Linked DNA regions of Mus musculus: all the other regions are linked to region 3. A link is a loop called in an ENCODE intact Hi-C map of the cell type or tissue named here. Cell type or tissue: heart. All regions are shown on one strand. Region 1 has its middle 25 kb from the start of Gm35191. Region 2 has its middle 110 kb from the start of Hs3st1. Region 3 has its middle 150 kb from the start of Gm35191. Region 4 overlaps Hs3st1 (heparan sulfate (glucosamine) 3-O-sulfotransferase 1). Region 5 has its middle 60 kb from the start of Gm35191. Region 6 has its middle 59 kb from the start of Gm35191. Region 7 has its middle 83 kb from the start of Gm25377.

Region 1 (4,000 bases), 130 kb after region 3:
AGTGCCCCCCTTATCTTCCTGGGTAACCATAGAGCAAACAAATTCTTCCTTCAACCGTCTAGTACACAGTATAAGGATTTGAGGGCCCAAAGCAGAGAGTTGAGTTGACACTGTTTAATAAGTGTCAGTGGGTCACAGAAAAGCTGAGAAGAATGGCAGACTATCTTTAGGAGGTAAAATAAAAGTCCCAAGGAAGCGAAATCCTCGGAAATGGATTAGAGTAGAAATTCCTTGTAAATGTTCTTGAGCTCAGAAACCCAGCCTATGACAGACAAATTATATTCTGATATTGATTTTAGAGTGTCTTGAAGTTGACATTAGGGAAAACTCATCAACGTTTGGGCCTTGACATTTACAGTTTAAAAAAAAAAGTAAAAATCTGAGGAGAAAATCAAAACAAAAAAAATGGTGTTGAATCTGAAAAACAAAAATAGACAAAGCATTAAACTTTAGTGTTTCAAATAAGAAAAAAGTACATGTATATCACAGCTTACCACAGAAAATCCATTTAAAATTATTTACATTGAATAATTGAATAAATTAGAACTTATGTAGAAGTGAGCAATCAATAGCACTCTGAGTGAGTTGGGGTAAACTGAATTCCTATGATTTCTGACAGGAATATTAGACCAAGAAATAGAGACCTAGTTATAAAACCCGGATTCTAAAAGGCATTTGGCAAAGAAGCTCATGGTCTCATCACAGTGACGACGTAGGAAAGTGGGTTCTTTGACATGATAATAATTGAATGCATAGGTGTCCATGTATATTATAAGGAAGGAATTAATGAGTGAATGTCAAACCCAGCAAAGGTCTGCAGCCAGGCATCATCCGGGTGTCTTCTCTTCAGACTTATTCACTACAACATTTTAACTGAGCAGTTATCTGACTGCAGGGACATAGATAGCAGTTGATGAGATGTGACATGAAGGGCTAACTCTCCTGCACAGTGGGATCAAGAATCTTATACACAATGATCCAAAAAGTGTCTTTAAATTAAAGAAGAAGGAGGAGGAGGAGGAGGAGGAGGAGGAGGAGGAGGAGGAGGAGGAGGAGGAGGAAGAGGAGGAGAAGAAGAGGAAGAAGAGAGAAAAGAAAGGGGGTGAACTCATTTGTTATGGCTTTTTCATCATAAACCAAATTGGAGGAGGTAATGCTGGTCCTTCACTCGATCATGTTGCAGCTGACCCATTAGGGAGACAAGCCTCCAGCTGAAAGGAGTCTTCTTGCTTTGGGTCTGTAAGGAAAATGCCAGGAGCTTAATTCCTGTTGTGGTTGTGTACTGAATTTGCATACTTTATCTGCCAAAGAGACTATCCAGCCTAGGATTTCCTGACACACCAGTGAGAACACAGCTCAGGTTGCTAGGAACAGAGATTTCCAAACAGATGCAATCTAAACAGGAATCAAACAAGAACCACAAGGTAATGTGCTAGGAGGAACTTCCCCCCATGAAAGTACCTGATGGTTGCCCAACAAAACAGTCATCAGCTCGCTCATATAGATCCCAGGTAGAAGAGATGTCATGTGAAAGCAACATTATAAAGCAGTCCATCGAACATCCCTCTATTTCCATAACAAAGGAATTGGTAAGCTGCTCTTTGTTGTATTGGAGCCTCAGTTTGGCCAGGGATGGTCAAAGCATAGTAGGTAGCCAACACTTTCATGTTATGAAAAATCAAAAAGAAACGAAAATTGCTACTACTTCTTTATTTTCCCCAATCCTTTTTTTTAATCTTCAACGTTATCAAGACCCTAGTCAGAAAAGTCCACGTCTTATGCCAATATTTCATCCTAAAAACAAGTTTCTTTTGAGTTATTTCACGTTCCATCACATCACCTTTTCCCCATTCATTCTTCATTTCTTTTATTATCCTCTGAGCACTAACCAAGTATCAACTTTCTGCTAGAAAAAGTGAATTGATTATATCCCTATTAACCTTCATAACCTCATAGCATAACAATGGAAACCCAGAAACACCACCAGGTGATTGTTCTATATCACAGTGAATTAGTGACCAGAGGTAAGTCATGAGGGTTATAGAAAGAGAGAATGGAGTTCTGAACGGATGGCCACAGGGGAAGCACCTAAAGTTTCTGATAGATGTTAAAATTCAATCAATATTTAAAAACAAATCAAAGGAAGGCTTTTGTGGAGCAGACATAAGCTTCCCAATTTCTTTCAGACTTAAGGAAATAAACTTCCTTCTTCAGAAAGTCACACAGGTTATAGGCTCAAAATCTTGGTCGGCACTCCCTCTAGTGGTGAAACCTACAAACTACCCTTTTGCTTTTCCTTTGTTGCATGAAAATACTTCTTCGGTCAGGAGTTCTCAACCTGTGGGTCCCGTGATCCCTTTAGGAGTTGAGCACACCTTTTCAGAGGCTCCCATATCAGATATCCTCCATATATGATATTTATATTATAATGCATAAAGTATCAAAATTACACTTACGAAGTAGCAATGGAAATAATTTTATGGCTGGGGGTCACCACAACATGAGGTTCACAGCATTAGGACGATTGAAAACCACTGGCTTATATATTGCCCATAATAATTATTTAAGGTGTAAACATATATTTAAGAGTTTTGAATTTGAAGAATAAATAAATACTACCTAGAAACATGTCTGTGGAAGTCATTTAATAGCCACAACAACTATGAAAACATAAGCAATTGATCCTACCCAGTTAGGATAAGTGTCTAAAACCATAGAACAAACTTGCAAAATCATGTAAGCATGTAGACAGAAAAAACAGACAGGGAGGAGAATTTTGATATTTGTCCCAAATAATTTTCTCAGCTCAGAAAATAAACCGCTTCAGCAATCACTTCTTAGCTTTTTATTTGAAAAGTCATGCATTTAGATAGTCCATGTGTCTCAGTTTTATGAGGGTAATGTTGATTGTACAAGTGCATTATATAATTACCAATAACATCTTGTTTGTTAGCTTTAATGCACCCCATTTATATGATTTGTTATGTGCCTTAAATATATGGTGTAGGAGTAGGCTTTTGTGTGTTTGTTTCCTGTTTTGTTTTCTTTTGTATTCTTTTCTAGGGAGAACTAGGCTAATGGGGGGAGGGGAAGGGATTGTCACTGAGACATTGAGGTTTGCTACCTGATTAGTATCAAACAATGCACTTTTCTGACGAATCTTTGAAGCTAATCTGACCAATGTCTCAGATGAATATACCTCTGTGTCTTAGTGAGTAAAGATAACTAGAGATTAGAGAGAATATGAGATGTGGATATTTTCATGTATTTAATAACACGTACGTTTTCCAGGGAGTGGGGAAGTCATCTTGAGTCACATATTCCTTTGCACCTTTTGCCTCTTCCGAAGTCCTTATAAAACATTTCACACCATTTTAAAGTAATTCTAAAACATTGCCATTTATGCTCAACTCTAAAATGCTGTCTTAAACGAAATAAAGTAGGGGTGATAAAAGATGATAAAAGGTTTTTTTTTTGTTGTTGTTGTTTATTTTGTTTTGTTTTTTGCGAAGTTTAGTTGCTCATAGCCACCACAGCTGCATATTTGGTTCTGGTTAAAACCCAAACATTAAATATCTTTAACATTGAAAAATAAGCCAGGAGGAGTGGAGAAATTTATTTAACACCATACAATGGTACAAAAGGCAGTCACTAAAAATAACAGCAAAGAGCTCTATTTACTGGAATGGGAAAATGGGAAATCATTCATAACATGTCATCCAATGGAACAAGCAGTTACGGTCAAACGGCTGCAATATTACTAACAATTTAGGCAAAATTATAAAATATATAGTTATATGTTTTATATGAATTAAAAGTGTCCCTGGAAGCTGCTCCAGGATTCATGGGTATAAAAACGGTAAGAGAAAATAAACGTTTGGAATCAGGTCTCTCAAAGCCGTAACCAGCAATGTCAAGTCAAACTCTTGCTGGAAATAAGGAGCCCAGATGTAAGACTTACTTTGGTCTCTGAATTCTTGAGTCTTGACGGTTCTTGACT
Region 2 (4,000 bases), 75 kb before region 3:
ATCCGCCAACCCCGGGTGCACACCTTAAATACCCTACTGACTCCTCCCAATCACCCCAGTCTCATAACAGCAGTCCATTGGTTCACAGCAAGTGATGACACCTCAGGCGAGCTGACGAGGCATGGCGTCTGCGCAGTGCAGGCAGCTGGGATGTGGCTAAGTCTGAGGTAATGAGGAAGTCAGGCGCAGGTCATAAGACCTGGCAGCCATCCCGGGCGCCATCTTGGGGCAGCGGCCACACCCGCTTCTCACAGGGAGAGGGGAGAAAAAAGAAACCAAATGTTTCTTATGGGCAAACTGTTCAGTCAGCATTAGAGAGAGAGCCTCAACTTTTTCTGGTATTATTATCTTAAAGCCTGTAACTTCAATGGGTATCCTCAGGTCAGAATTACTGTGAGTAAAAGTGACAGCCCTTATCTCCCTGTGACTGTGAGTCTTCTTTGTACAAATACAAATTAAGTCCTACTTTTTTTTGCCTGACTAGGAGGGAGAGAACAATTGGTTGCACACAGCTGATCAAACTCATCACTGATCCTTCAATAGAGTTTTCCTCTTTCTGTCTTCTCTGGGGAGAGTTTGCTAAGATGCCTTTGGTTGTACTATACACATGTTGAATAGTCCCTGTTTCAGGTTGCCCTAACCCAGAACAAAGTCTCACTTCCTCCTAGAGTTTTAGCCAAACCATGGGGCAACAATTAGATTGTCACTGCCTGTGCTTCCAAAGGAACCTCACTACTTAACAGGCACAATCTTGTATGATTCCCCTCTCTCTGTCCCATCTACTTTGTTCTTTCCCCTAAAACATCCCACTGCCATCTAGAGAACCCCTGTCCCAGTTCTCACTAGCTTGGTACTGCTTTCTGCTTGAGTGTTATTGTGATCCATTATGTTTGCCCTTGCTTCCCTCTGTACTGACTTTCAATTACCTTTTCTAGGAAACATTTGCAGAAATAAATCTACCAGTGATGCCGTCCACATTAGGTACATGTAAAGGCTGCCTCATCATCTGATTTCATTCTTGGAGATATTTCTTCCTTTTTCCCCCAGTGATCTCTTTACAGTCCTTGTAAAATGGTTACTGTAGCAAAGTGGAGCCTCCACAGTGTCCTTTAATATCAACAAGAATGTAAGGACTCAGGAACTGAACCTATAGGCTGAGAAAAATAGAGTCAATAGGTTATCTAAATGACAAAGAGTGTTCCAGAGTAACTCCTGAATTATGAAAACCAAAAATTCATAGGGACTCAGCAATGTAACTGTAACAAAATAAGTTTGATGCAGGCTAGAAAATATTTCCTACTGAATATTAGCTATGTCTTTCTTCATCAAAAAGATCTAGGCTTTAACACTACTTATTCATGTTGGATTTCATTTGGCTGTTTGAATGTACAAACACATGCACACAAACACATTGTTGTTTTTTTTCTCCAGGGACACAGAGCCTGGGATGTCCTGGGAGAGTGTAGGTAAGAGCTGTCTTGTTCAGCAGGCTGTCCTCCCAGCTCACCCTGCCCTGTGCACTCTGCTGGGAGCACGTGGCAATGCCTGGCTTCTGATGTCCCAGCTCGGATTTGAACTCCAGCTCTGCCCGTTCCTGCTGCAGGATGTTTGCTAAGTGATGATCTCCATCCTTACTATTTACAAAATCACAGAAACTGCTTGTGATAATCGCGTGAGAATGAAATATAAAACTGATCAAAAATCTTCAAACAGGACTGTCACTTACTCCATACCTAATTTTAGTTACCCTTTGTGGAGAGCCGTGCCACGAGCAATCGCCATTATAAGATGGCGCTGGCTTCCGCTGTGCCTAACTAGTAAACAAGCCTTGTGCACAAGTGCGAGAGTGAACTCACACCTAGTCACTGCCCATCTCGGGGCGTAGTAATGAGGTGATGGGGAGCAACAAATCAGGAGCTGACACGCCACATCAGGCGCTGAAACACCACGCTGAGGGCTATATAAGCAGCACCATTTTCCGGGGTCTGGGTCTTCTCTCCTTAAGGAGCAATAAAGCTTGCCGCAGAAGAATCCGGTTGTCCGAGTGTGTTCTTGCCATCGAGAACGATAGCTTGGGACAACCCTTGTTTATGAAGAGACGCTAATCACATTCACAAACCATAAAGGGACTGGCACAGGGTCCAAAGTGGCATATTCTTCTATTCTTTTCAGACACTAACAGGTTAGAAGGTCTCCATGGAGTTTATCCCAGGGACTTAGTAGGTTCTCATGTAAAATAAGAGCAATCCTATCTTTTCTCAGGGCTGCTTAAATGAGATACCATATTTCAATGGATATCTACCAAATGTCATTTTCTTTCTACCTTGCTTTTGTTGGAAGAAGGAAGTAATGGGAGAATTAACAAGAAAAGAGCTATATAATCTGTGCACATTGGTGATTTGTTGAGACTTTGTTCTGAGCTAATATTTCAGGCCAGACAAGTCTTGACTTTGAAAGTTTTCTCTCCTCTTTCATGGTACTGGGCATCTCTATGCTGGACAACCCATTTGGAAGGAAATAGGGTGGGTGATTGGAAATGGTGACTTTCTTGTCCTTATCTATGAACCTCTAAAAATTCAGAGCTAGGAGTGTCTTTGCATGGGATTCTGTTTATCTTTCTTCATGTGTCAGAGCACTAAGACCAAAATATCATTGGTGCTCTGTTTGGATACCTTGGAACATATGGCCATAAGTCAGTCACTAAACAATTGAAAACAGAGATGACATTCTTCTAACAGAAGACTGACATAATGGCTAAATGAAATAAAGGAGTAACATCACAGTGACTGGCAGACATTAAGTAGTGCCTACTAAATTCAGCATAGCCATTGCTAATCGCCTCTCAGATAAGTACATGTAGATAATGGGATTAGTGCTCATGTGGGTGTGTGGGAGTCAGTATGCCTGTCTCTATTGGTCTAAAGAACAAGGAAGAGGACTTGAAAAGCTATCTTTGTGTCTCCTACTTAAAGGTATTAGGACTTCTCCCTACCACCTGTGAACAACAGAAGGCATCTGGCACAATGCTTGCAAGGTGTGAGTGACCTCCTTTGCAGTACAGGACGTCAGTCTAACTTACCAGGCAGTCAGATGTCACAGAAAAGGAACTGGTCCCATTTTTTCCCTCCTCCCTCTGCCTCCAGGAATCTCTACTTTTTCATCTTAAAATTTAGACTGATAGTATCTACCTGAGAGTTTATTCACATTACAGATTTGCAGAATGAGACTCAGAGACCAGCACTTGTTTAATCTTCGTGCCTTGTGCTCTCACTGTGTACCAGACATTTTACTATCTCTGAAGTGTAAATTTAAAGGGACAGCTACTTTCTCTTGGGACATTTAATTACTGCGATATTATAAATATAACTGGAGAATTTGAATTCTTACCTCTCTTTCTTGTCTTTGTATAGAGATACTTTATAATTTGGGAAGCCCTTGACTTTTCAATGTCTGTACTCTGCTCCTCAGGTAAACTTCAAGTTCACTGTGCCTCAGACAACTTTATTATTTTTAAAACAGGAAGTTGGGAGAAGTACTTTCAAGCTCAAGGAAGTTCTATGGTGGGAGGAACACAGGAGCAGTACAGAGAGGTACTTTTGTGTGAGCAGTTGGGGAGCTGCCAAATGTCTAGTAAGAAAGGAATCTGCCTTTATTTAGTGAAGGAAATGGGGTTTTTCCTTCACAAAAGCTGAAGGAGATCTGGCTTCTCAGATATAGGTTCCCACTTCACTTCTCTTTCAATGAAATGCAGCTAGAACGAGGCCTCATTGCAGACACTCTCCAGGCTAACGGAAGATAGTAGTGGTTTGTGTCACAGAGATGGCACAGAGAATGAACACTTCCCTGCAACTGGCACAGTTCATGTTGGGCACTGAGAGATTAATTATTACTTTATCTCACAACCTGGAACTGGGAGATATGGGTAAATTCTTGCCCCTCTCCCTTGGTACCACTGTATTTCCCAGAATTCACTATGGGCTAGGTCATATGAGGGGAGGGG
Region 3 (4,000 bases):
GGAAGGAAAACTCATTAACTTATTCAGGATGGGCCAGGGGGGATGAAGACTCAGTTGATAATTATGAGGCCTAGAGTTTTGACTCTTAGCATCCATATAAAAACAAACAAACAAACAAACAAACAAACCAAAACCCCAGCAAAATGTACAAACAGACTTGCTGCAAACTGGTGTGGAAGAAGTAAAGACAGGCAAATACCTTGAAATCGCTGCCTAGACAGCATAGAAAATGAGGAGGCTCCAGTTTCAGATAGGGATCAAGTCCCAAAAACTGAAGGAGTGAAGGTGGTGAACAATGGAGGAAGGAAGAAGACAACTGATGTCAATACACATACACACACACACAGACATACACACACACAGACACACAGAGAGACATACATACACACATACATACAAACATACACACACACACACATATAATATAGACATACATACAGACATACATAGAGATATACATACAAACACATAGATACAGGCACACACACACACATATACAGACAGACAGACAGACACACACATACATACATACATACAGACAGACAGGCATACAGACAGACAGACACATACATACACACAGAAATATACATGCACAGAGAGACATACACACACATACACACAGAAATACACATACACACAGTGAGACATACATACACACATAAACATACAAACATACACACACACACAGACACAGAGAGACATACATACAGACATACACACACACAGACATACATACAGACATACAGACATACACACACAAAGACACACAGAGAGACATACATTCAGACACATATACACATACACACAGACAGACATATGGACATACACATACACAGAGACAGACAGACATACAGACACATACTCACACACACACAGACATACACATGCACATACACACAGAAATGCACATACAGATACCCACTAACACACAAAGATACACACAATACACACACTCGAAATGTTCACAGAGAAAGAAACACAAGATTTTCTGATTTCCTCCTGGACAGTAGCTTACTGTATTTGAGAGAAAAAAATTCTCTACTTCATAAAAAGTGCTCTACATCATGGGAACACACCCTTGTCCTGCATTGTGTAACCTGTTCTAGGAAGTAAGGAGCCCTTCCTTCCTCATTTCTTCTTCAAAACCCGCTCCTTCCCAGGTTTTGTTTTTGGATAACATGACTCACTGGGCAACCCATTCAACTCTGGTTTCCTTTACTTTCTCCATTCCAGAAGGTTCACGGTGATTCCCTCCACATGTGTTCTAACACTTAGGTGAGAGATACTGGCCCAGAACAGGGCATTTCTTGGCTGGTGGAAAAACCTATCTGACTCAGTTGACCTGCATTTCTGGAAATGCAAGCATTCATTCGCAGGACTCCCCCAAATGCAAATGTCCTTCTCAGGATTCCAGCAGAACCAGCTAAGTCAGTTGTGCAGGAACGTGTTAACCCTTCTGGGTCCTAGAGATTTCTCACGTGTGACATTATGCGATACGAAGGGGCTGCTCCACACCCTCTGCTTCTGGAGTCTCTGAGCAAGAGGCCTGCAGAAACTTTGGCCATTTCCCTTTCTCTCTTCTTCCCGGGCCTCTGGTGGGGTTTGAGAGAGGCTCCTAGCTCTGCTGTTGTTTCCCAGCAACCCTCCTTTTCCTCTGAGGCAGCAACAGCACTTCAGCCTTTAGCCTTGAGTTTTCAGGTTCTACTGAAAGGTGTACTTTCTCACTCTCTTTATAACTAGAGAAATCGAGTCCTATAAGACTTGTTTTGCACTGAAGACACTTAGCATAATACCAAACAGTAGAATTACTCTGTCTTTAAGGTTTGCCTTAGATGTGCTGATATCAAGACCAATGAGGCAAGGGTGCAAACATTTTTTTTCCACCATTCCCAGCATTTAAAAAATTTCTCTCAGTGAATGCTTGTTACATTAATGGATGATTTGGGCACTGTAATAAGGATCATTAAGATCGAGTTCCGTAGTTGCTTTACATTTAGACTCTTGTATTACCTCCAAGTGAAATATATGCCATAGTATATAAGGTTACAGGCTTAGTAAATTTTGGACATTTAAAGCTATGCCTTATTATCTGGAGGAACTCATTATTTTTATTAACTTCACCTTGTGATTAGTATGAGAGGGGTATTATTATATTTTCTTGTACAATGAGTCATTGCTATTTAACAATGTATTTGAGCATTTTTTTTTTGCTTCGTTTTTAGTACATCAGACATGTGAAAAAGTTTAAGGTGGTTTGAATGTCTATTGGTCTCAAAGACATTCTGTAAGTGGCTGAGTGAACAAAATCTAATAGCAGCACGGAGACTTTAGCCACACCATTTGTCCTTTGAATCTGCACATTGACTGTAGGCATCTGATGAACATGAGCCGAGACCCAGCACACCAAGCTCAATTTCTGAGCCTGTGTACCAGCCTCTACCTACATGACTCATTTCCTCACCCTCCTTATTTTGGCTACCTTCCCAGCCTTTCGGTTATGACCTTTACGGAAATCTCTTCTAGGTACCTTTCATTCTCCACAGTTTCCCTGCTTCCTCAGGGCAGGGAGCTTGGCTCTCTCTCCATCCTTTATCCTCAGGTCTAGTTCAATGTGTCCCAGAGTGAACCTGAACAGTGAATGTTCTCAACTTATTGGATTGTTTAATTCTACACAACCTGCACACACACAGTGGATAGCATTGGTGATCCTTGTTGAAAATGGACTGTTTTGCAACCCCTTTGCTATTTGCTGTGTGGAGGAGGCTCTTCTATGCTTTTCCTAGTCTTCTGTCAGTAAAGGAAATCAAAGAGGGAAAGTCACAATAAATTAACCTTCTTTTCAGGCTGTTATTCTGGACTGAGCAATCAAGATAAGGATATCCTATAACCTTTTGGCATGCTTCATGTCTACATAGCTAGATTATGATCTCAGAGAAATCTAGTTAGCCTTTCTCACCAGTCACATTATGAATCTGAGTCTGAAGGTAAAGTTACAGAAACCAAAGTTTATGGCAATGGATTTGGTAGTGCCTGACGTGGTTAAGACCCTTTCGTTCAGACTTCCGTTTTTCCCATTAGAAGTTTGAAAACACAGTCTTCAAAAAGATAGGCACTGGTGAACTCTTTTGCTCTTTTCTTCCATGAGTGACAGCAGGACTAGAAAACTTACCATCCAAAATAAAATATACTTGGTAAAGAGGAAAACCACCATGATACAGAATAATTAGCACTGCTATGGTGGTGGAGAGTACATTTTATTTTTTATTTAATTTGTGATAATTTAAGATCATCTGTGATATGACAGGGTAAATTGATATGCAATTAATAGTGTAAATATGATTGGTTCTACAGTTATTCTGATTTTGTCTCTTTTAAAAAATCCTTTAGTGCATGTTTCTTTAATGGATGGTTTATGCTTGTGGGAGACATGGAGTATAGAAATTAATAAGTATATACAACCCTCATAGTTAAATATGTACTGTGAGCCACAGCAAGAGAGACAGAGATGGGTTGCAGGCAGCTTTTGTGTATGTAGTGGAAGACTGAGGACATTTTACATACACAAAAGCTGCCTGCAACCCATCTCTGTCTCTCTTGCTGTAGCTCAAGCACATATTTAAATATGAGAGTTGTATATATTTATTCATTTCTATACTCCATGTCTCCCACAAGCATACACCATCCATTAGAGAAGGATCTTGATTCTCTTACATACTTCTGAACCTCTGCACACATACAAGTGCACAATGACTTATGAAATGCATTTGTTATTGAGATTTTTAGTTTTACTGTTGCTCTAAGGGCGAAGAGATGTAATCACACCCATATCACCATGGACACTGTAATGTGAATTTATGCACAGAAATGCCCTCCCTTCAAGTTCACTGATACAGCCAATGTCACAGATTAGTCTCAAACTCCCAACCAGCTACCATGGGCACAGTTACTATACAAGAAATGATTTTCATTTCAGCTCTTCAGTATTGTTGTAAATGAATAT
Region 4 (4,000 bases), 190 kb before region 3:
CTACGGAGGGTGGATGGGTAGGTTAGGCAGGGGTGAGGGGGGTGGAGAGGGGTGGGGGGAGACAGCTGGTATTATTGCCAGCTGCCAAAGCCAGACCTTATCATTACCACATTCTTTCTGAGTCAGAGGGTTTGTGTGTCTAAGATCGCCTCAACAATGAGCTCCTGCCAAAGGACTCAGCTGAATTTATACTTTGTAGACCCCAAATAATTTATTGGGTTCTCAATAAATGGATCCACACCAATTCTGACTATGCTTTATTCTTATCCCTTTTTTTCTGATACCTCCCTCTCTCTTTAAATATTTCTCCCCCCCATGAAGAGCCTTCCCCACCCCCCATTTTCTCTGATGAAGACTCTCAGGGTTTCTCTTTTGAGCTAGTACTTAGGAACAGACACGGTGTTCTAGAAACTGAAGCAAACATACACCTCCAGGTCTTCGCTCTCATGGAGCGTATCTCCTTGTCTCCTTGTGGGGGAGTTCAGCATAGTAAGCAAGTGAGTCAGTCAAGTAGCAGGATGACGATAGCTAAGCACACTCAGGGGCCACACAATTGTCTTAAGAAAGACCAAAAGATTTGAAAAAAGGGAACTGTGACGAACGAGGCTTATCTCTGAGATAAGCCCACTGAGGACAGCTAAAAACACTTCCCACCTTTGACACACAACCTTGCTAGTTTATCTGACTGCCTGGAAGTTCATCGGGAACTCAAAATATTTTCTCATCTCCTGGACAACTGTCTATCAAGAAAAGCTGGGTAGATTTGGAAGATGGCCTCTAAGGGTACAATCATCCTTCATACTTTGAAAGAAAAAAAAAAACAAAACTAAAACTAAAAACTTTGCTCTCAAGAGTCAATGCAATAATACTTTTTAAGAAAAGTTAGTGTCAGTCAAAGAAATTGTCAATAAGGAGGGAATCCAGGCAAGGAAAAGAAGTGGGAAGGTACACAGGCAAGTTATTTCTGGCACAAATGTATGCACATTCACTGTTCAATTAAAAAGGCACTGGGTACCAGTGTTCTGAGCAGGAATTCTCCACAAGGACATCTTCCCTAAGCCCCTCCAGAGATCTGGTGATCCAATCCCTTGTGACACTGATGCCTTCCACCTTGGTCTGTAATATCATTGATTGGTTTGGTGGTCCATCACTATACCTAATACAAGGTCTGGTGCAAGGCTTGTGTTCAGCATGCCTACCCATCAATTAAAACAAGTTAGGCCTACAGAGAAATATCAGAGATTAATTTGAAATTTCGGAGTCCAATCAAAACTCCATATTCCCACACTGAAAACCATTTTGTGTCAGATCATGAAACTTGACATGGTCACACTGAACTAGAGCCCAGGCTAACTGCCTTAGGCCCCTCAACTTACCAGCAACCCTGACTTTTCATCTCACACTTCCCTGATTTTTGTTTCCATCCTTAGCATATACCAGTCTAAGCAGGAGGGATTTTCATTAGTTCTCCCGCTTTGTCTTCTACTAGATGTGCACAGTGGTGAGGGCTTCCATCTGTTTTATTCCCCACTGTGTCACTGGCAGGAAGAACAGTCAGTAGAGCGGGGTTGGAACTCAGCAAATGAGTTAAAGGTGTAAATGGGATTCTAAAACTGCTTGCAGAGATAAAGACCAGTGACATCCCGAACTGGCTGAAGCAGATCACGAGGAAGGAAGTGACTATAGCATCCATACCCCTTTCCCCACATTCCTGTTGTGGCCTTACAGGTAAGATCTTTCGTGAGAGTCACATTCCAAGCAAAGCTTCCGTCTATCCCAAGCACTCAGAAGCCAATAGTCTGCAGGTCTGTGGGAGAGCTCCGAGGTCCCTTTATAGGAAAACGCTCTGCACACTCACGTGTGTTATTTAGACATGTTGAATAGGCTGCTAGAAACCGATGTCTGTAAATTTTACATAAAACTGTTAACCTGTCATTTATATTAAACATTAAACAAACCCTGGCAAGGTTAGGTCATAGGTTTCACTAGCAACAGAGTGTTGGATCTGAGCTGTAGACCCATGTTTCAGTCCTATGCAGGCTGCTTCTTGTCTGGCAGCTGAAGGTACTGTCATTTGCGCCCCCTGCTGGAATGTTACCAAAAAGCAGGCAGTATGCGGAAGGAAAGAAAAAAAAAATTAGGAAAGATGTCCTTTGGGATCTATTTCTGTTATGTTTAAGCCTTTCCTTCAAAGAATAATGTATTCATTTTTCTAGTCCTCTCCCGGTAGCACATAACTATTGACAAACTATGGCCCAGTAAATATTATTCTAACGGCCTGCAAAAGCTATGGACTTAATTCCCTGTGGGTGGAGGGAGCTGAGAAGGCTTCATGCCAGAGGCAGTCCTGAAGATGGATTGTGGAGGCTGTTTGCATCAGCTGCTTAAGATGCTGCTTAACGCAGACACAAAAAGTAAGCTGTCTGAAGACTCGGTGATGCCTCTAGGATCTAGGGAGATGCCGAAAATCCAGGCTTGGAAAATGAGAAGGAATGAAGGGGACCAGACTCCAGGGATCATGTCAAGATGGTACCCAAGGAATAGCTCCGCTGGGAGCACATCCTGAGACTTGGATGCTGCTGCTGACGCCAGCCACTTGATCCATGACCCAAGTTGATGATAAACACTCTACAGTTTCTGTGTCCTTACACTTCTCCCTCCAGATTCCAATTCCCTGGTGGGATCATTTAACTGAGTTCAGGGCTACAAGATACAAACTAGGAAAAGAAACTCTACCTCCAACTAGGAGCATCTCTCTGACCAAGACAGTGGAGATTCTATATAGAAAAAAATGATATTTGGTTGCTGGGTACCTTCCAGACACTTAGTGGGACTTTGAGTGGTGATGGAGGGAGAGCCCCCCCCCCCCCAAAACAGTACTGAAGTCTGTAATGAGAACACATAGATCTGAATTTCAATCTGGAATCCTCTGTACCTTCAGAAAACTGACAACGTTTCCTAATCTGCAGATTCGCAATTGTTAAAATAGAAATTATACCATCTGCTCTTTTGAATAGCTGTGAAGATTCCGTTCAATCATTCATTCACTTTTCCAAACCCATCTTGGAAAATGCATTAAGTGTTTGATACTGAACTAGGCTCTAGGGACAAATTCTGAAAAAAGAGAAAAATGAAAGATAGAAAGGCAAACACTTTGTGCAGATGACCAACTTAGACAAGAGAGACCACAAAACTGGTTATGCTTCACTCTCCCCCAGCTGAGTCACTGTCTTCTAACTTTTCTCTGTTTTTGATTAAGCAATATTGTCCTTCCCTACAAATATATCTACTTAAGACATATGTACACACTAAACTTAAAAGTAAAACTACAGCAAAACACTTTAAAAGACAAGGGATGTAGGTCCATTAGTAGAGTACTTGCCTAGCACACTGGTTTGAACCACAGCACTAAAATAACTGGATGCTATAGTTTATGTCTATAATCCCAGCACTTGAAATTAGGAGCGGGAGAGCCAGATGATGTCCAAGGTCATCTTTAGCTACAGAGCAACTTGGAGGTCAGCCCAGGATATATGACCCTGTCTGAAAACAGACAAAGATGAAAAAACAACTCTAAAAGTTAACGCTGATCCTGGAAATTGTAATTCTTAGAAACAGTGAGGCTCAGAGATGACGTAACTCATGGAGAGTGCACATAAGATGAAACTTATTTAAATCTGCCCTCATTTTAGGTTTAGTGGCTGTGATGAACTCCGATGCAGGCACACCCCAATTACAATTAACATGAACATTAAGTAGATATAAAATATAAAAGCCAGAAAGGCAAATTAAATAATCAAAATTTCACAAGTGTTTTGTAGTCAGCAAAATGTCTTTTAGGTGTATTTTATCATTTCCTCTTAATCATTCTCCAGTCACTAATCTACAGGAAAGACTAGGAGACGAAGAGAGAGGAAACAGTGGGCCTAAGGTCATGGGGACAGAGGCTGGCCTCATCACAGCCTTCAGTCTCTTGCTTTCTTGTTTAAGAAAGGGAGTC
Region 5 (4,000 bases), 93 kb after region 3:
TGAGTCCCGGAACCAAGGTGGCGCCCGCTGCTCCTGAGGCTGAGGGCTTCTGAGCCAGGCGGACACCTGTCCTCTGGTCGGGAAGGTGGCTGGATGTCTGTGGCCCAAAAAGGGTGCTGCCTCAGCGGCTCTGTGGCTCCGCCTGTCCCAGAAGCTGTCTGCTTCTGTGGTGCACACTCTCACCTGTGCAGACTAAGTTCCTAAGTTCGATAAATTGAGTTTCTTAATCAACTGAACTGTTAAGATGTTTCTTCCCAAGTCTCTTTCAGTGTTCACTGTCCCTCTTTCTTCTTTATCCAGTTGAGTTTAGGATCATCTAGGAAAAGGGACACTGCTGGATACATAGAAATTTCCTTGACTGTCAGAATGGCTGCAGGAAGTGAAACCATGGGTGAAAGTAGCTGGTCAGAAATAGAGTCCTATTTTGACACACACTTTTCGTAGTTCACACAACTTCTTCTCTAAACTTCAGGCCCCTGATCTGCCAAATAAATGAACAATAAGGACACATGTTCCCATTCCCAGTACTATGGACAATTCTTCATTATCTTTCTATTGTACATTTATCTATATGCCATAGCAATAAATCTTTTACATAGGCTTGATAAGCCAGTTAAGTAGATATATTTTTAGTTTATGCTTTTGTTTGAACTGCTCCTTCTGACCAAACATGCATTCATTGAAGCAGTGCTATTTATAAATAATGTGACTTTTTAAAAACCCTCTATTTTTAGCTTGAGCAAAATCACCACTTCTTTCCTGCTGAAAGAGCAGTCATGCACCAGAGACTTTCTTTTGCTTATTAAAAAAACAGAATATGAAATCATTTCCCAAATGATAAAACTCTGCATTTTCACTTTGTCTTTAAGATGCTCAAATAATCTTAGCTGATGAGGGTTCCTTATCTAATGATAAAACTGACAGGAACTGAGAACATTATCTTTTATCTCTCATTTTCAAAAGGGTTTAGCTATTGAGGACCAAAGAGTTCTTCTCCTCTTGAGCAAGAACAAGTCACAGGGAGTATGCACAAATAGTCATGAAATGACAGTACTGATACACAATAACTTGGAAGCACAAATGCTGCTGTTTTCTCTGGTTTCACCAAGGCTTGGGAAAGATGATCTCTGAAGTTATTTCATTTTTTTTAACAGAAAGCTTCAAGGTAGATCAAGATGAAATACATGTGTGTATGCTTTTGTGAATTGTTCTTTCTATGTATCCAGAGAAAAGATAATATACAGGTTTTGGACACATGAGGGATTTTTTCCTTTTAGTGTCTATCTTCTATCCCTGTGTATTAATATATGATTCATGTTTCTGTATATACATGGAAATAGACAGGCCTAAAGCTTAAATAAGAACAAATATCTTCTCTTCTCTTCTCTTCTCTTCTCTTCTCTTCTCTTCTCTTCTCTTCTCTTCTCTTCTCTTCTCTTCTCTTCTCTCTCCTCTCCCCTCCCCTCCTCCCCTCCCCTCCCCTCCTCTTCCCTCCCTTTGCTTTCATCCCTTCCCTTCCCTTCTTTTCTTTTCTCTCTCTTTCTGTTTGTGTGTGTCTCTCTGTGTGTGTTTGTGTGTGTTCTCCCACAACTTAACAAGAAATTCTTGTCAACACTGCTTGACCAGAAATTCAAAGGTCAAACTCAGAAGGAACTTTGCTACTATGGTCTTAACCTCCACTAAACTAGATCTTATCAAATCTCTTATGTTGTACTGCAATCTGTCTTTTCTAGACAATTAGCCAGCTAAGGTACCACCTATGCTCTATGTGCATTAGCACTCTTTTCTGTGGTTTTTAGTGGAGCAAGAACTGACCAATACAGGATGCATTTGCTTATATTCCTGTAGTTAACTCCTTCTAGAGCTTCAACAACATCCAGAGTTTGTATTTGATTCTACCGGTCCTAAATAAGAAGTTTGTATAATGTTCTCCCAATAGTTGAGTGCTGTCATATATATCTTTTTTATTTTGATAACCCTGCAAAAAATTAATATTTGAAAATAAGAAGTGAAATCCCTGATTATCAGACGTTTAACTGTTTGTATTTTCTAATTCTAATATACAGAACTGTAGGATAACATTGAAAAAAAAAACAATAACAGCAAAAGTGCAAGCACTAAGATCAATGTTAAATAAATGGAACCTCATGAAACTGAAAAGTACTTTAACATAAGTGATAATGTCAATTGGACAAAGGGGCAGCCTACAGAACGGAAAACTATTTTAACCAACTCCACATCCAATTCATGTTGAATACCCAAAATATATAAAGAACTCAAGAAGTTAGATGTTAAATAAACAAATAATCCAATTAAAATTGGGTAAAGATCTAAACAAAATTCTCAACAAAGGAATCTAAAATGGCTAAGATACATTTAAAGAAATGTGTAATATCGTTAACTATCAGAAAAATGTAAAAACTACTATCAGTAACACTAGTGGCAGCAAATGATGGCAAGGATGTGGAGCAAGGGGAATACTCTTCCGTTCCTGGTGGGAATGCAAACTTGTAGAGCCATTATGAAACTCAATATTTCAATTTCTCAGAATATTGAGAAGTAGTCTACCTCAAGACCCAGGGCACTACTCTTGGTCATATACCCAAAGGACACACCAATCCTACCACATGGACACTTGGCACTTGCTGAAATATGTTCATTGTGGTTTTTTTTATTCATAATAGTCAGAAATTAAAATCAACCTGAATATCTCTTAACTAAAGAATAGATGAATTAAATGTGGTAATTACACAATGAGGTATTTCTCAGCTACCAAAAATAATGACATCATGAAATTTTATGCAAATGACTGCAACTTGGAACGAACAATTGTAAATGAGGTTACTAAGACTCAGAAAGACAAATATCCTAGGTATTCACTTGTAAGTGGATTTTATCTGTTAACTAAACAATCCAAAGACTCAGAGAGTTTAGGTAAAGAAGAGTGGTTTAAGGGTACACCTGAACCTCCCTGAGAAGGGAAAATAGAATAAATATTGTGGATAGACTGGGTATAGGTAGGGACAGGCATAGGAAAGATTCATGGAGGGAAAGGGGTAGAGAGTGCTTGCAGAAATAGATCGAGTAGGGAGACATGAAAGGACAGTGAAATGTATGAAGGTGATCATGGTGATGATTCCATGTAATGGAGGATACAGACTCAGAACTGGCCATCATTTGTAGCCAGGCCAGGGTTCCAGTGACTGGGTTGCGTTTGCTTAAATTGTAGGACAGGGGGTACTGTGGAGATCCCTAAACAACGCAGGCTAATGTTAGGACAAAAAAGTTGTTCTCTGAAAACTGACAGTGGGGCTTCATTACTAAGAGCAACATTCACACAGTCCATTGAATGTAGACTGTAGCAAGGACAAGTTGGTGCTTGCATGGAGTTTTCAAACCTACACTCTAGTCTCTTTGGCATGTAAAGGTACTCTGAAGAATATGAAAAGAGGTATTTGGACAACAACTCAGCCCCAAAACTCTTATCCTACAATCTGATCTTCCCACAGGATGTGCTGGGGCAATAGTGGGATAGAATTTATGGGAGTGGCCAACCAATATTTGGACTAACTTGAGGCCCATCCCACAAGAGGAAGCCCATACCCTATACTGCCTGAATGTCTACCAACCAGAGTCTGGACAGCCTAGAGACCTAGAATTTAAGCAAATAAAACTGGTGCTGCCCTCCTGCACAAAAAAATTAATGAAATGATTCCAGAAAAATTATCCTGCTATACTCAACATATGTTGGTTTCTTGTCCAACTGTCACTAGAGAGGTATCTTCTGGCAAAAGATGGGGGTGGGTGCAGAGACCCACATCAGACAGTATGGAAAGAGAGAGTATAAATTAGAGGTCTCCCTCCCCTATGACATTAGGGAACCCCCCAAAAATGGGGGTAGGGAAGATTGAAAGAGTCTTAGGTAACTGAGGACATCAAGCAAACATGACCCACTATATCAACTAAGTAGAGGCCATACAGGCTCACAGAGTCTGAAGTA
Region 6 (4,000 bases), 210 kb after region 3:
GCCCTACACTCAGTCCAATATTTGGCTGAAATCATTTGCCTATTGTCTTAGTCAGGGTTTCTATTCCTGCACAAACATCATGACCAAGAAGCAAGTTGGGGAGGAAAGGATTTATTCGGCTTACACTTCCATGCTGCTATTTATCACCAAAGGAAGTCAGGACTGGAACTCAGGCAGGTCAGGGAGCAGAAGCTGATGCAGAGGTCATGGAAGGATGTTCTTTACTGGCTTGCCTCTCCTGGCTTGCTCAGCCTGCTCTCTTATAGAACCCAAGACTACCAGCCCAGAGATGGTCCCACCCACAAGAGGCCTTTCCCCCTTGACCACTAATTGAGAAAATGCCTTAGAGTTGGATCTCATGGAGGCATTTCCTCAACTGAAGCTCCTTTCTCTGTGATAACTCCAGCTGTGTCAAGTTGGCACAAAACTAGCCAGTACACCTATGTAGTTTTCAGGCTCTGACAGAGCCTCTCAGGAAATAGCCCTATCAGGCTCCTGTCTGCAAGCACTTCCGGCATCCACAATAGCATCCAGGTTTGGCGACTGTGTATGGAATGTAACCTCAGGTGAATCTCAATGGACATGTGGGTTTCCAAGCCAGATGAGAAACGGTAGAGCAAAGTCCATACCCCTGACAGCTCTCAGATCACAGAACAAATGGGGCCTCTCTCTACCCAGTCAGGCTTGAGCCTATTCAACTCCAAAGAGACAAAGGCTATGTCTCAATAAAGCCAGTTAGGCATCTATTTCCTGATAGAGAACTGGCTTCTCAGAAATCATGTTACAGGCCAAGATCCTCCTCCCCAGATCCTCTGCACCCTGAGAACTCTAGTACCAAATGGCCAGTCATGGACAGGAAACCCACCAACATTGAGACTCTTCTATGTTTACCCAGTCATCTTAATCCCTCCTTAATCCCTTCTTGCATGCTGAACCTCATCTCCCTTCCATGTCTTTACATCCTCAAAGTTATTTTCTAGCATTCTGTAAACCTGACCCAGTGAGATCCATATCAATATCAGCTTTATTTTACTGCCAAATATGATTATCTTTAGGTTTCTTTAATGCTTACCTCTCTTTAATGCTTCTTTAATGTTTACACAGAGAGTATGTACTAATTTCTTCAATAGTTCATGCGGGATCATATTTCAATTTTCTGAAACAACAAATTCCCTTGATGGTGCACCATATTTTATCTTGCATATGATTTCAATATTCCACAACACTACTCAAAACCTATTTACTTTGGGCCTGCTTACTCATACAATAAATGTTTGCCAAGTAGCATAAGAAAGAAAAGTTTTATCTCACATTCACTAAGGGATAACCTGGGCCAGTTTTGAATATGTCATGTTTAAATATCTTTTATCTTTGAGGGAATGAAGAGCATCACATATCATGGTTGTTTAAAAAATATATTTATTTTATTTATATGTGTGGGTGCCTGTGTGGGATTGTGTGTTCCATGTGTATGAGGGCGCCAATGGAGACAAGAAAGGGTTTCGGGTTTGTTGGAACTGTAATTATATGCATTGGAAGTTGTCTGATTTGGGGGCTAGGAAATGAACTAATAGTATTAAATCCTCTTCATACTGAGACTCTACAGCTATTGCTTTGCTTTGTACCCAAATAATATAACTAATACTTAAACAGCCTTGGAGCTGGCTTAGGAGCACATACATGTCTCGGCATTTGTGAGAACTAAACATTCAATCATAGGAAACATCAGTGAGACTCTTTCCAAACACATAAAACAAATGACCAGAAATGTTACTCATGTGCTAAGCATGTATTCAGTGCTGAATTCAATCCCATATTCAGCGGGGGGGATCTACGCACCTGTGGACTCAGCACTCATGCTGAAAGTGGGATCATAACCTAGAGCCTGACACCGAGTAGGTATTTCTCAAATATTTGTGAGTGAATGGAAATGTTAATAAGTTCTGGTCCAACTAATATTATGCCATGTGATGTTCTGATAAACTGAATCTGATGAGCTACAATATTTCCTGTTTATCTCCAATACTCACAGGGAGATAATCGCTTGGACAGTTTATTTTAGTTGCCCTCAGGAAGAAAAGTCAAAGGCTGATTAAATAAACTATAACATATAAAGAGATGTTTTCCATTTGGGAGAAACAATGACTCAGTGAATGGGAATTGTCTATTTACTCCTGTGTGTATATACCAAAATAAAATAACTTAGTTTCTCCTTCAGGAAAGGGCTCACTTAAATTACAAAATAAACTTTTGGTACTCTTCAAAAGCCATTGATTTTATGTGTAGTTGTATTTCACCCCTAGAAGTTTATCTCTCATTCCTAATAAAATAGATATGGGCTTTAGGACCACATTCTTTTCGGCAAACCAAGGGTGGATCATAGTGGGAGAGACCTTATCACACCGTCGTTACATTTCACCCTGTTTATTACTCTTTGGCAGGGGCAAAAATCTGATCCTTATCATCCCTTCAGAGGTTTCCTGTGATTCTGGGAGAGGAAACGTTTCTGTGTTTGCTGTCATAATCTGCTTTCCTCATTATCCTTCATCTTCGTTTCCTCTAGAAATATAGTAAGGAAGGAGATTTTATATTGCTACTTGGAAAGACTTGCTCTTTCTTTTTCTTTTTCTGTCTTTAGTTCATAACTTGGCATCATTGAGAATATATTTATTAACCCTCCACTTAGAGTCACATGCTGCCAAGTATTACCAATGCAAGGTAAATGCTAATGTGGCATTTCCTATAATCAGAGACCAACTAATACCATAGAGAAGCCACTATACTAAGAAAGAAAACTTTATTAGAGTTACACTGGACCACATGCCAAAAAATGTATAGGTGGCAACTGCATAAACAGGCAGGAAGTGTCCTGGTAACCTTAGATTTTGGTTTGCAATGCTTACAAAACAGATCATTGTGCTGGAAGATGCAGCATTAACTTGCAATCTACTATGGATGGCTCTACCCCTAGATTATTTCTTTTGAACTAAGACTTAAAAGCAAAGCTAAATAAAGGAGAAAGTAGTCTTAAGCAGCTATAAGAAAGTAAATGAAAATTAGAAGAGAAATCAGTGAAATAAAAATACAGAATCAATAGAAACAATTAATAAGATAAAAAGGAGTTTTGTTGAAAAATATCAAAGATCCTACTTACTAATATTTAAAATAAGGAAATACTTTGCTACTGAGCTCATAGCTATTAAAAGATAAACAGAATGCTATGGAAAATTCTATAGCATTCCACAAATTTAATGATGTATAAAAACATGAACCAAATATTATTTTATTAAAAATTAAAGAAATAATTAACTCTTTCCTGAAAGCATAAGGACTAGACAGATATTTTATCCATAGTAAATCATAACAAATATTTGTGGAAAAAATCAACCATAATTTCTGTCTGAAAACTGAACTAGACCAAAACCAGGCAAAGACAACACTAAAGTGCAAAATCAGAGTGGTGTCTTTCCTAAGCATAGGGCCAAACACTCAAAATAAAAGGCAGTAACTCTCCACTTCATATATCATCATTACCAAATGACCATCACCCTAGCTCTTTAAGCTGAAAATAAATCAATAGGTTTCAAAGAAAAGAAACTGCATTTGCTAATTGAGGAGGAGCAAGTGACAAATCCTGAGACATACTCACGATCACAATTCTCATAAAATTAAGAAAGAGGAACAACTGTCTTTAGTAGACACACAATCATCAATTAAAGTACTACAGATACAATCTCCTTTAATACACATATATAATAGTGACAAACTCGGTTCTCCCTTCCAAGGTAGAGGAACACATGACTATCCCCATCACTATTTCTCCTCAACATTGGACTGGAAGTCCTAAGTAGTGCACTAATATGAAAAGAGAAATTTAAGTATAGATAGCAAAAGAAATATGTAAACAGAAAACTTTATTCATAGTTGACCTGATGGTCTATGTAGAAAAACTTCCTCTGTAGCTGTGGACCCTCCACATTTCAAGGCTTCTGGGGTAGGA
Region 7 (4,000 bases), 390 kb before region 3:
AACCCTGACTAAGACAACATGGCTAGTCAATTTCTCAGAAATTTCTCATATCTCTATGTTAACATTCAATGAGTGGATGAAGCAAAGTTTATCAAAGTTTACTATGTCTTGCTTGGTTAGTCTTTAACAAAATAGTGCTTAACAAAAGACTGTTTAACAAAACATCACTCACTGGAAGCAAGTTAGAGAATATCCACAATAGCCCATCTATCTTTCTACCTGATAACTAGAAAAACCCTTAATCTCTTTGAGAATAAAGTGGCCTAGCTGGCATTCTCCCTCCCCCCAAAACTGGAAAGAAATGAGCAAAGCACAAGGCTCTAAGAGTCATGGTTTTGAACTATGTGTACTTCTCAGGGCTAACATGCTGATGATTAGGTTGTCTCTTGGGGAGATCCTTATATGTTCCCAGACAGAGCTCTCCAGCCTTTGATGGATGACATCTTTTGATGACATCCTTTGATGTCCTTGTCTCCTCTGATATATTTGCAAGCTGCATTTACATCTGGGCCCTATTTGCAATATCTTTCCACTCATTCCTGCTGCTGAACCAATGTTAACAGCACATCGATGAGTCAGATATCCCATTGGCCTTGCATTCTATCTTCCATTTTCAACATACTCCAGGGTCCCTGAGAACAGAACAAATTATCCGCAAGTGCCACATGAGATCATCTTGACATAGTGGGGCTCAGGTGTATCAGCAAAAATTGATAGATATGTTTATTCTTCTTGATTGTTCTCTGCAGAACAGCTGTTTGTATCCTGGGGTAGTGGATTCAAATGTTTGCCTACTTTTGCCTGGTCTAAGACTCTGGTCATATCCATTTTTTTTCCATGTATCAGTTTCCCTTCCATGACAGTATAGTTGTGTACTTGCGGAAAGTCTGGGTGCTGATGGATGAGTCCCCTGTAAGAGTGGAACTTCCAATTGGTTATGGCCCTGTCACTTTCCTATGAAAGCCCTGGAGAGAAGGACCATGGCACCAAGGCTTAGAAGCTTTGCAAATCCAGAGTATAGTAGAGGAGTTTGCTTTCATTAAGGGCTGGAAAACTAAATAAATGGAAGAATGTCTGATTGATTTCAGGTCACACAGAATAAACTGTCTAGGATCTAAGAGATCTGTCATGAGACAGTCAGAAGGCTGAGCCTACTCTAGCAGGATTTAGAAGGACTGTTGTCCAGGGCAACCATGAAAATTATATTACATTGGTTTATATATAACCAACATTGAGTCTTCACCGATTACTACAAGGAATTCCTATATTGGTGATTTTGTTGCTCTATATTATATCATTAAATTTAATCTAAATTTATCAATCTAAATTTAGTTGTCTGTTTTAACATTCACATTTTCCAGCACACTTTTGTGCTTTGTAAATTTCAAAAATTTTAGCGATGCTATAGATATAGTGAGAAAGCCAAAGGAAACCAAACACCATCAAGCCTTTAGTGCTAGAATGAAGTGAATCTAAATCTCCACTCTGACATTTGCTGATTGATGGTCTTTAGTCTATAGAAGGTCTTCTTTCTATTCTATGATAGGGAACCCCAGAAACTACATATGTTGTGTCCTTGTAATAAGACACAACACAAAGTAGATATTCAATGTGTTTTATAGTCTTCTTTATCTATAATTGTTATATAGGTCATGTTGGCCAAAAGTTCTTAATATTTACACTTTACCTCCCAAGTGCTGAGATTAGGGTTCGTACACCACAGCTAGCTTCTTTCTTTGCTTTCTACAAGAAAGAATAAACAGGACTCTACCTATTGAAAGCATGTCACTATTTGCATCCATCTGTTAACCAATAGTTACATCCATTAACCAATACCTACATTGCTCTCTGCATCCATTCATTAACCAGTAGTTGCATCTATTTACCAGTACCTACATTGTCTTCTGCATGCAGTCATTAACCAGTAGTTACACATCCATTAACAAGTAATAACATTGTCCTCTGTAGCTGATTAGGCACTGGGATACAGCAACACCCTTGACCCTTGCACTCAGAGATCAGTGGTTACACCTACTTTTGTATTGAGCTAGAACAAATAAAGATCCTTCAGGGTGAAAAACTATGGGTCATCATAGGCTTTCATATCACTTTTCCTCAAAGGACTTAGTCCAAAAAGTGTGTTTAAGGAGAAATAAGCAGTACATGGGATTCATCAAAAACCTTTTGTCAAAAACACAGCAATGTGTTTGATAGAGGAACTGCCCGAAGTGGCCTCCCTGCAGCACTCAGCATTGTAATGGCTTCCTGAGAGGAAGTGTGTGGATAAGTGCCAGGAGGCCAGGCACTTGATCTTCGACCAATGTAAATATTATCCCACTGCTGCATAAAATGATGTTCTCTGCTTTTGATCCATTTCCTCTTGATAATAAACAACTCAGCCAAGTCCCGGTGCAAAGCATGATCCATGAAGCTGTGGAAGCCTGGCTCTACTAATTAGTCTTATTAGACGGGTTGATATGGGAAAGTAATCTCTATTTCTTTCCAAGGAAGGACCTGGATTTTATACAGACAATGTTGGGTGGAGCTCTGAGGTTGTGCAATTTAAGTCTTCTGGACACATTTTTTTTCTACATTGTACTCTAAACAAACACAGAAGAGAATAGGAAACCATCCCACCCATCCCTGGGTTTTATTCCTGTCTTGGCTTTATCTTTTCTGTCGTCTGACTATAACATTTTGACCCTAGCTTTTGCTTCTTCATGTCTCAGAGTTTAGCTCTTTTCTATACACTACATTTTGAGTGATTCAGTAACCCCATCCAGCAATGCTGCTGATCTTACCTCTGAGTCAGAAACGGCCTATGTCTCAGAACAAATCAGACAATGTATGTGAAGGACAGTGGACAAAACAAAGTTGGCTTCTATAGATCTCCCTGGGGTTTAATGTCACACTACGATACAAGTTAACTTCTGCTTTGGGTTGGACAAAATAGAAATTAGCCTCTTTGTTGTATTGATTTGAACTAATTATAAAATTATCCTAAATCTTCAATCCTAATTTTTAAGGTGAGACTACAGTAATACCCCAGCTAATGAGTGCATTAAGAGATCTTAATGAAATAATGCACACTTATTCCATGGTGGCTGCTTATAAATATGGCTCTTTTGTCCTTTGCATAGAATATTTTTGTGAACTTGCCTCTGAGAATGTTCCTATACAAGTTTTTTTTTTCAATTTCCTCATAAAACCAATGAATTAGATGAAAAGGGTGCTCCCTCAGGCAAGAGCCATTTCACTTTGTGCATAAAATTCCCCAGGATGTAGCCCCTGTGGAGTAAATCATCACTCAGAGTTTGTGAATAGCTTTATGTGACAGGTGTGTGTGTGTGTGTGTGTGTGTGTGTGTGTGTGTGTGTGTGTGTGTGTGTGTGATTGCTTTTAGAAATACAGAGACTGTGAGGTGGAAAATGGCTATCTCCATGGCCCTTATTTGTCTCCTGTCACTGAGCCCCTGATTCCTCACACCTGCAATTAGCACTTGGAGGCCTCTAAAGCCCCCTGCCCGAAGATGCTTTTTACCTGTCTCTCACAGGGACTTTGTTGTGTCTTGACGCTAATATACCTGGAATTATTCCATTTCATCAAGTTTTAGGGTGACAGCAAAGATGAGAAATCATGAAAATCCAAACCCCGCAGTATCTTCTGTCTCCTGCACCAGCTTGAAATATCTGATGGATTCCTGGAGCTACTTTGTAATACTAACAAATGCATCAAATTTACTTCAGTTTCAGTCTCTGCGTGTGTCCTTTTGCTCTTCGGGTTAATTATTTCCTGAACCATTAGAAAGAGTTTGTCTTTGAGAGTGTGTCCATCTCCTTCTTCTGTGGGTTAGGAATATTTGTTCAGGCCTGCAGCTCAGCATCCTTCAGTATTAGGAACTAGAGGATATGTTTTGGAAGCATTCATATATTTCAATGAATTCTCCAGTGAAATCATCCTATCTACCCCTAAATGAATTGTCCAGATAAAATTATCCTTA

What was found. Peaks named below come from ENCODE experiments on the same cell type or tissue, not always from the same donor. Only the 100,000 strongest peaks of a DNase experiment are listed, where the experiment ranks them.
Region 1: a loop joins it to region 3, with 4 times the contacts of the local background. A loop is called at or near these places in 2 of 42 quality-filtered maps.
Region 2: a loop joins it to region 3, with 2.3 times the contacts of the local background. A loop is called at or near these places in 5 of 42 quality-filtered maps.
Region 4: a loop joins it to region 3, with 2.3 times the contacts of the local background. A loop is called at or near these places in 5 of 42 quality-filtered maps.
Region 5: it touches region 3 in a loop (2.0-fold over the local background); 3 of 42 quality-filtered maps call a loop at or near these places.
Region 6: a loop joins it to region 3, with 3 times the contacts of the local background. A loop is called at or near these places in 4 of 42 quality-filtered maps.
Region 7: it touches region 3 in a loop (2.2-fold over the local background); 2 of 42 quality-filtered maps call a loop at or near these places.

The regions. Positions count from the first base shown.
Region 1 is chr5:39,958,927-39,962,926 of GRCm38, forward strand. No RefSeq gene overlaps it. Among named protein-coding and RNA genes, the nearest start is that of Gm35191, 25 kb to the right of the region's middle. In heart, a CTCF peak has its summit at 2,263 (motif pointing left); no DNase peak of the experiment used is centred here.
Region 2 is chr5:39,755,485-39,759,484 of GRCm38, forward strand. No RefSeq gene overlaps it. Among named protein-coding and RNA genes, the nearest start is that of Hs3st1, 110 kb to the left of the region's middle. In heart, no CTCF peak of the experiment used is centred here; no DNase peak of the experiment used is centred here.
Region 3 is chr5:39,830,283-39,834,282 of GRCm38, forward strand. No RefSeq gene overlaps it. Among named protein-coding and RNA genes, the nearest start is that of Gm35191, 150 kb to the right of the region's middle. In heart, no CTCF peak of the experiment used is centred here; a DNase peak (open chromatin) is centred at 2,499.
Region 4 is chr5:39,637,577-39,641,576 of GRCm38, forward strand. The region is part of intron 1 of Hs3st1 (heparan sulfate (glucosamine) 3-O-sulfotransferase 1); the gene reads right to left. Among named protein-coding and RNA genes, the nearest start is that of Hs3st1, 5.1 kb to the right of the region's middle. In heart, a CTCF peak has its summit at 2,099 (motif pointing left); no DNase peak of the experiment used is centred here.
Region 5 is chr5:39,923,240-39,927,239 of GRCm38, forward strand. No RefSeq gene overlaps it. Among named protein-coding and RNA genes, the nearest start is that of Gm35191, 60 kb to the right of the region's middle. In heart, no CTCF peak of the experiment used is centred here; no DNase peak of the experiment used is centred here.
Region 6 is chr5:40,043,043-40,047,042 of GRCm38, forward strand. No RefSeq gene overlaps it. Among named protein-coding and RNA genes, the nearest start is that of Gm35191, 59 kb to the left of the region's middle. In heart, no CTCF peak of the experiment used is centred here; no DNase peak of the experiment used is centred here.
Region 7 is chr5:39,435,675-39,439,674 of GRCm38, forward strand. No RefSeq gene overlaps it. Among named protein-coding and RNA genes, the nearest start is that of Gm25377, 83 kb to the right of the region's middle. In heart, no CTCF peak of the experiment used is centred here; a DNase peak (open chromatin) is centred at 2,327.